Linked DNA regions of Homo sapiens: region 2 is linked to region 1. Evidence: chromatin loops called from intact Hi-C (ENCODE). Cell type or tissue: transverse colon. All regions are shown on one strand.

What was found. Hi-C counts contacts between places; a loop is a spot of excess contacts. Peaks named below come from ENCODE experiments on the same cell type or tissue, not always from the same donor. Only the 100,000 strongest peaks of a DNase experiment are listed, where the experiment ranks them.
Region 2: it touches region 1 in a loop (7-fold over the local background); 1 of 110 quality-filtered maps calls a loop at or near these places.

What each region holds. Positions count from the first base shown.
Region 1 is chr5:120,515,148-120,519,147 of GRCh38, reverse strand. All of the region lies in intron 1 of PRR16 (proline rich 16), which reads right to left. Among named protein-coding and RNA genes, the nearest start is that of PRR16, 53 kb to the right of the region's middle. In transverse colon, no CTCF peak of the experiment used is centred here; no DNase peak of the experiment used is centred here.
Region 2 is chr5:120,368,020-120,372,019 of GRCh38, reverse strand. No RefSeq gene overlaps it. Among named protein-coding and RNA genes, the nearest start is that of PRR16, 94 kb to the left of the region's middle. RefSeq lists an enhancer at 2,549-3,049. In transverse colon, no CTCF peak of the experiment used is centred here; a DNase peak (open chromatin) is centred at 2,469; H3K27ac peaks cover 417 bases.

The DNA of each region.
Region 1 (4,000 bases):
CTCCATGCCCTCCAAACTCAATGATCTATTGGGAAATAAGAAGGTATACTCCCTCCTTGCAGGTTATATTCAATTAGGAATGGGAAGAATGGGGGAAGGTTCAATCGTAGGCTTATTTATCGCCAAACTATTAAGATTGTATTAGTTAAGACATAGGCTTAACTAATAAAATAAAATAACTACAGTATCTTAAACAAGATAAGTTTATTACTGCCTTTTCTATCTTGTTCTCAAACATCCTTAAAAGGTGATTTCCATCTCACAGTTCAAGATGACTCCTCTAGTTCCAGCCATGACATTCATAATCTAGCCAGCAAGAAGGGGAAAAGAGGCAAGGGGAAGTCACATACATTCCCTTTGCATTCCATACATGCATTTGAGAACAAAGTGTAGCAATTACACACATCACCTCTGTTCAGACCCGTTGTTCAAAATGTAGTCATCTTGCCACACTATACTACAAAGGGGGTTGGAAATGTGATGTTTATTGTAGAAGGCCACATGTCCAGGAAAAAATTTATTACTACACAAGGTGGGCTAAATACTGGAGACAACCAGCAGCCTCTATTAAAAAAAAAAAAAAGATTTTAATGAGGATAGCCTTTCAACTCACAAACACAATTTTCTTTCTCTGAAGGTAAACAAGCTTTGCAAAGATGACTGGGTCAAGATGCATTTGGGTACCAGTTTCCATGCCACTCCTGGAACCCAAATTGAAGCCTCATCCCTAGTCTCCTTCTTATACAAAGAATTCCCTCTCAAGGACCCCACAGTTATCATAATTTGTCTCCTACAGAGTCAGTATATTCCTTTACAAATATATATATATACAATTAAAACAAATAATTGAAGATTAGGAAATTATTGCTCCAGGAAGTGAATAGATACCTGCAAAATTTAATGAGAATTAAGATGTATTAAAAACTTGCTTTTCTGAGTGTTCTTTATACATTACCTCATTTAACCCATAAGCTGCCTATGAGCGATATGTATTACTGTCACTCTCTTTCTAGATAAAAAAGATTGACGTAAAAAGAGGGTAAGTCACATGTCCGGGTCATAGACATCTGAAAGCAGACAAGATAGTTTCAAGCCCAGACAATTTAACACCAGATCCTGTAACTCAAGAGCTATCTATCCATCATTATAGTGACACAAAACTTTTTCCCCAGCCAAGATAATTTATACAGCTTGGAAAAATACTGATGCATTTTAGAGAATCCTAGAACTTTACAGTACAGGAAGTCCTCGTAGATCTCATAGAGGTCAAAAGTAGAAAGATCACAAAGAGAGCAGTGGCAAAGATGAAATTACAACCCAGGCCTTCTAGTACTGAAAACAGTATCCAGCTACCACTTCACACTGGCCCCTCCCTTTAGAAACAGAGTAAAGAATTACTGAGACAGATATAAAGCCAAGTTTTCCCTAGGAACACTCTTCTACTATCTACAAAGTATTAACCAGGATATTTTGGAGCTCTACTGTCGAAAAAGAACAATCAATAAAACTGTAGCTAAGTTTTAAAAGAAAAGAAATCCATGAAATTATTAGTTTATTAAACCCTGGAGATTTTGTAAGACATTTTTATCAACATCAAATGTTTCTTTCCTTACGATTTATGTTCTTTAAAGAAGAATAGAAAACTATATATTTTCTATGGGAACCCATTTCTATATGTGAAAAGGTTTTTTAAAAAAACATATGTCTCCAGGAATACAAGCAAAAGTCTCAAGCATAGTTAGTGAGGGTTTGTGGGAATGGGTAGGGGTGAGGGAGAGTAGGAAAATAAAGAATCACTCTGTGGTGGATGGTCAGAGCAGAATTCTGCTTCAAGTGTAATGTTCTAATTTATTTACATGGAAATAAATTGAATTCATGCATTGATTGTACTACTCTAGTAAAGTAAATTAAACATTAAAATTAATAATTTAAAATGAAGAAAAGTAGCCTTCCCAAAGGGATTCAAATCAAGCAAATCACCCTCAGTATATTCTCTGTTGTAATATTTTCTCCCAGACTATTCCTGCACAGCGGGATAAAAGTATCTGCTGCCAAAGATTTTTTTGCTAGCAATTTTTTACTCTGACTCAGGGAAATCCCAAAGCAGCCTTCTCTTTGGGCTGTATTTACCTCATGAGAATTTTTCACAGAATTTGCTAACAATAGAAATTGTTCTTGGTTATGATACAAACCCAGCAGGATGTTCAAAATGCCACAGGTGACTCAGTGGCCCTGCCTGACAAAGCCTGCTGGTAGGTACCATATGAGCCATATGGAAATTGCTAAAACGGGAAATAAAGCAGCAGGTTCTGAAACCACCAGCATCCCTTGCTATGGTGAATTAACATTAGTCTATGGTGCAAAATATCTCTGCCTTTGAAATGTCCAAGATCTATGAAATATCACCAATCCATGGCAACATACCAAGTAGTTTTTCAGTGTATTCTGCTGATTCCCGTTTTCGCTTATTTGATTAGAGCCTGACATAACCACGTTTTTAAAGAAAAAATATATAAAAGCGTCCATGCACGCCATACTTTTCTCTGCAGCATTCATATTCTTTAGAAACCAATGTAGTGACAGGATGACTTTAAAGCATAGTATAAATGCCTTCTAATTGTTAATGTATATGCGTGTGTGTGTGTGTGTGTGTGTGTGTGTGTCCTTCCCTCCTGAGAAATAATATCACAAGACATCTTGCTTTTTTTTTTTTTTTTTTTTTTTGAGACATAATCTCACCCTGTCACCCAGGCTGGAATGCAGTGTGTGATTTCGGCTCATTGCAACCTCTGCCTCCTGGGTTCAAGTGATTCTTGTGCCGCAGCCTCCCGAGTAGCTGGGACTACAGGTACCCGCCACCACACCCAGCTAATTTTTGTATTTTTTGGTAGAGATGGCGTTTCGCCATGTTGGCCAGGCTGGTCTCGAACTCCTGACCTCAAGTGATCCTCCCACCTCCACCTCCCAAAGTGCTGAGATTACGGGCATAAACCACCACGACCAGCTTTTGTTTTGGTTTGGTTTGGTTTGGTTTGGTTTTGCTTTCTAGCAGAAAATTTTCAGTCTTGAACTGCATTGTGGAGACAATCTAGGGAAGCAGTTGTACTAAAAAGAGGGAACTTTCAGGAAAGTGAAAATTGTTTACACAAAATTGTCAATATAGAAAAAGAAAAACACTACAGATTTAAATTTGATAGATATTTTAGGTGAGGCTCTCTTAAACAAGAGATTCTTGAAGAAAGAAATTCTATCAACATAATATATACAAAAATAACTTCCAACTGAATAAAGCATAAAATTCTCATAATACATAAATGCTATAAAGGCAATTAATGCAGCATCTTTGCATAAACCTTGTTCCACACAAGGCACACTGTACTTCTATCACAACATACTCCTTCAAATTGACTGTGAGAAACATGCTGTATTTATCATTTGAATAAATATCCACATACATACAAGTATAGATTATATCAAAGATTGGTAAAAAATGCTATTAATCTGGGTTTTTTTCAGTGAGTAAGAGAATAAAGATTTTAAAAAGAAAGTGATCAGAATGTAGGGTATCCCTGAGGTTATTTAACACAAGTGGTTTCTAAGGAAAGGTGCCATGCTCAGTTACATTTTACAAAGTTCCCATCATCCCTTTCTTCACCAGTTTATATCATTATTATTAATCAAATATCAATTTTCAATGATTTATAAGAGATTATTTTAGAAAGGGACTTGTGTTGAAAATAGGATAAAATATATGACATTTTTGCTATGGTTTGAATGTGTCTCCCAAAGCTTAAGTGTTGGAAACTTAATCCTCTGTGCAAATGTATTGAGAGGTGGGACCTTTAAGAGGTGATTGGGTTATGAGGCTTCTGCCCTCATAAATAGATTAATGTGATTATCATGGGGGTGGGTTTATCATGAAAGTGAGTTCCTTATAAATGCAAGTTTGGACAACCTCTTGCTCCCTTATGTGTTCTCTCTCACCCCTTTAATGCCTCTG
Region 2 (4,000 bases), 150 kb after region 1:
ACATGGATTTAAATGTGATAAAACAGTAGAATCAAAACTTGAGGTGGGCTAAGTAATATTAGAAAGAACTCTTAGCTATGGGAAAGAACAGAAGAACAGGTTTCTTTCTTTCTTTTTTCTTTCTTTTTTTTTTTTTTTTTTTTTTACACAGAATCTCACTCTGTCACCCAGGCTGGAGAACAGTGGCATGATCTTGGCTCACTGCAACCACCACCTCCTGGGTCCAAGCAACTTTCCCGCCTCAGCCTCCTGAGTAGCTGGGATTACAGGCCCTGCTACCACATTCAGCTATTTTTTTTTCTTTTGTATTTTTAGTACAGACAGGGTTTCACCATGTTAGACAGGCTGGTGTCAAACACCTGACCTCAGGTGATCCACCCGCCTCTTCCTCCCAAAGTGCTAGGATTACAGGCATCGAACAAGTTTCTAATAGAAAGTTAGAATCAAATTCAATGAGCAGCTACTTAATTTACTAAGAAAACAAAAATAAGAACAGGAAATAAATGTATCTGAATTTCCATCAAGAAAAACTTTAAAATGGAATATTTAAGTGCAAGTTAACTATAAAACATACTTATTTAATAACATAAAAGCAATAAATGACCTCTGGATTGATTGACCTATTAATTATATTTTATATAAAATATGTATGTAACCTCCTTCCTCTCATTTTACAATAAAATCAAAATGCTCATCAGCATGTTGTCAAATATAATCCCTACTAATAGTATAGTCCAAATGATGCCAACCTGTCTTTTGATCTAAGTGAATGGAGCCACTTGCTGATTAAATAAATAAACACAGTGGTCCGGACAACATATCTGCCTGAATTGTAATGCCTCTGAAACTTCTGTTTATCTTTACATGAGGCTATGCATTGAGTCACATAGCATATCTAATGCATGTTCTCTGTAGGGTATTGGGCATCATTTTTTAAAAAACTCTGATCATCAGATTATCCTTGTGATTATAGTGCAAGAGAGAAACAAAATCCTTTGATTTTATAAGTTACCTTGATGCAACATTTGATTTATTAAAGTCATTTACACCAAAACTAACTAAAAAAACTAAAAATGTGGAGCTCTATATTTTGTATCTACCATTAAACTCACTTAGAAGAATGGTCCAGGGTAGCACTTGAAAAAACAAAGCAGCATATATTCTGTGTATAAATTTTCATTTTCAGCTCTGAATCTTACCTATTAAAATTAGCGGGTTCCTAAAGCATAGGAGAGATGCATGACCAGAGAATCAAAAATCCTTGATCCTAGTCCTGTTTTTGCCAGTGATGCCCATTATCACCACTCCTATTAAAAATAGTGCTAGAAGCCCTAGCCAGAGCCATCAGGCAAGAGAAAGAAATAAGAGTCATACAAATAGGAAAAGAAGAAGTCAAACTATCTCTCTTCACTGATGATATGATTCCATACCCAGAAAACCCTAAAGACTCTGCCTAAAGGCTACTAGAACTGATAAATGACTTCAGTAACATTTCAGGATATAAAATCAATGTACAAAAATCAGTAGTATTTCTATACAGCAATAATATCCCGGTTAACAGTCAAATCCAGAACACAATCCCATTTGCAATAGCCACAAAGAAAATGAGATACTTAGGAATACAGCTAACCAAGATGGTGAAAGTCCTCTATAGGAGAACTATAAAACACTGCTGAAAGAAATCAGAGGTGACAAAAATAAATGAAAAAACATTCCATGCTTATGGATTACAGGATCAATATCATTAAAATAGTCATGCTGCCCAAAGCAATCTACAGATTCAATGCTGTTTCTATCAAACTACCAATGCCATTCTTCAAAGAATTAGAAAAACCTTTTCTAAAATTCATATGGAACCAAAAAGTAGTCCAAATAATCAAAACAATCCTAAGCAAAGAGAACAAAGCTGCAATCATCACATTACCAGACTTCAAACTATAATATAAGGCTACAGCAACCAAAACAACATGGCACTGGTACAAAAACAGACACACAGGCCAATGCAACATAATACAAAACTTAGAGGGGAAAGGCCACAAACTTACAAGCATCTGTAATGGTTTAACTCCTAAGTATCTTCCCTCAATTTCATGTATATTTTATTCTATTTGGCAGTGACTGTTCCACAGTTTTGTTAAAAATAAAGCTTTATTTTTCTGTCCTTATTTATTTTTATTCCACCAAAATCACAGAGGAAAGTAGAGTTAGCAGTGACTTTAAACAATAACTTTTAATCACAAAACTTCACACTAAGTTTATCAAACAAAAGTTTCCATCAAATACCATTATTGTCACAGGATCCTTAGGGTGTTGCTTCACTATCTGGAAACCTCTGTGGCCAGCGGCTCCTCTGCTTGAGTTTTGCTCATGCCTGCTGGGCTCATTCTTTTCACTCAGCCCAGCAGGTTGCACTCAGCTAGCACTACTGGCATGGATCCCATGACTGCCAAGGGTGAGCCAGGTGTGGAGCAGCAACGGGTGTGTGAGTAAGCAAGTGCAAGGTCCAGCCACTGTGCACAGCCAGGCATGCCAGCTGCAGCAGAGCAGGCAGCTCCAGGTGCTGACACAGGTGCTGCCTCTGTGCAAGGCTGCAGTTGAACCAGGTGTACCACAAGTGGCTTCCGCTGAGGGCACTGGGGAATGAGGTGGTGCCCAAAACTTGGAGATGCCAGGAACCACAGAACCCCAAAGAGGGTGTTACAGTGTGTCACAGCCCAGACTCAGGAAACCCAAGGTCTGGACCTGCAAAAGGGCCACAGCTCTTCTCTCCTTCTCGCCACCCACAGTGTAGAGCACAAGTGGGCTTATTTCAGCCCGTTTGTGTTGCAGCTCCTTCAGTCCTGCCACCCTGCTCTGGCCAGCAGCACCTGGGCTAGCCCAGTCCCACCACTACATGGGCTGGCTCAGTCCATTACGTGGAGCAGCCACCCAGTGCCAACAGAGGGCGAGAGTGCTATAATGTTACAGCAGTTCTGGCTTGGGGAACCCCAAAGTCTGGGCCCCCAGAAGGGTTGCCATTCTTCACTCCCACAGTCCAGGAGTGTGTCACTGCCTGTAGCTCAGTGAGCCTGCCAGAAACGTGTTACAGCTCCTTTTGCTCCTACTGTTTGATCTTGTCCCACGTCCAGGAAGAATGATGTTACTGACAACTGAAGGGTGAGCAAGGTGGAGCGGAGCTTTATTGAGCAACAGAACAGCTCTCAGGAGAACTGAAGTGGATAGCTTCTTTCTGCAGGCAGGTTGCCCCCACGAGTGTGTCAGTCTGGCTAAGTCAGGGATTTTTATGTGCTCAGAATGGAGGAAGTCCATGCTGATTGGTCCATGGGTAGCCATAGGTGGGCCTGGAAAAAGCATCATCCCGTTGCCTAAAAGGTGTCAACGTAGTTCTCACGCCGGGTCATGGACTCCACCTGAAACTGGCAGCCTGGCCCCCAGGCTTCAGGCTGTCCCTGGCTTGAATGTGGGGTTTCACCAGGGACCTTCCCTTCCCCACCTAGGAACCTGTCTGCCTCCTGCTGCCATCAATATGCTATCCGCGGTGCCCAGGCTGTCTGTGCTGAGGGGCGCACACAGGCCTGCCCTCACCACCCCTACCCCAGCCTCCCTCCCTGAGCTCATCAGCATCCAGTGTTTCAGAGGAAGCCAAGGCGATGGTGGGGACTGGCTGTCATGTCAGCGCTGCCCTGAGCACACGCACACCTAGCTGGGTCACAACAGTGCCCAGACTTGTCTACAACTTTGCTCTGCACTGGAGCATGTGCCAAGAGTGGGGAGAGGCCAGGAAGTAGGAGGAGGCACTTCTGAGCCTGCAGGGGCAGGGATCTCCCGGGCCCAGAGAGCACAGGGATGCCCAGGTCTGGAGTCACAGCTGTGAGGCTGCAGCTGTGCCTGGGAGCACAGGCTCCCACTCCGCCAACTCAGTAGGGTGCAGGGCTGCCACTGGGATCACCTGTTCCTGGTCCCCACTGTCTCCATAGATTGCGCAGCCCTGGCTGCACCT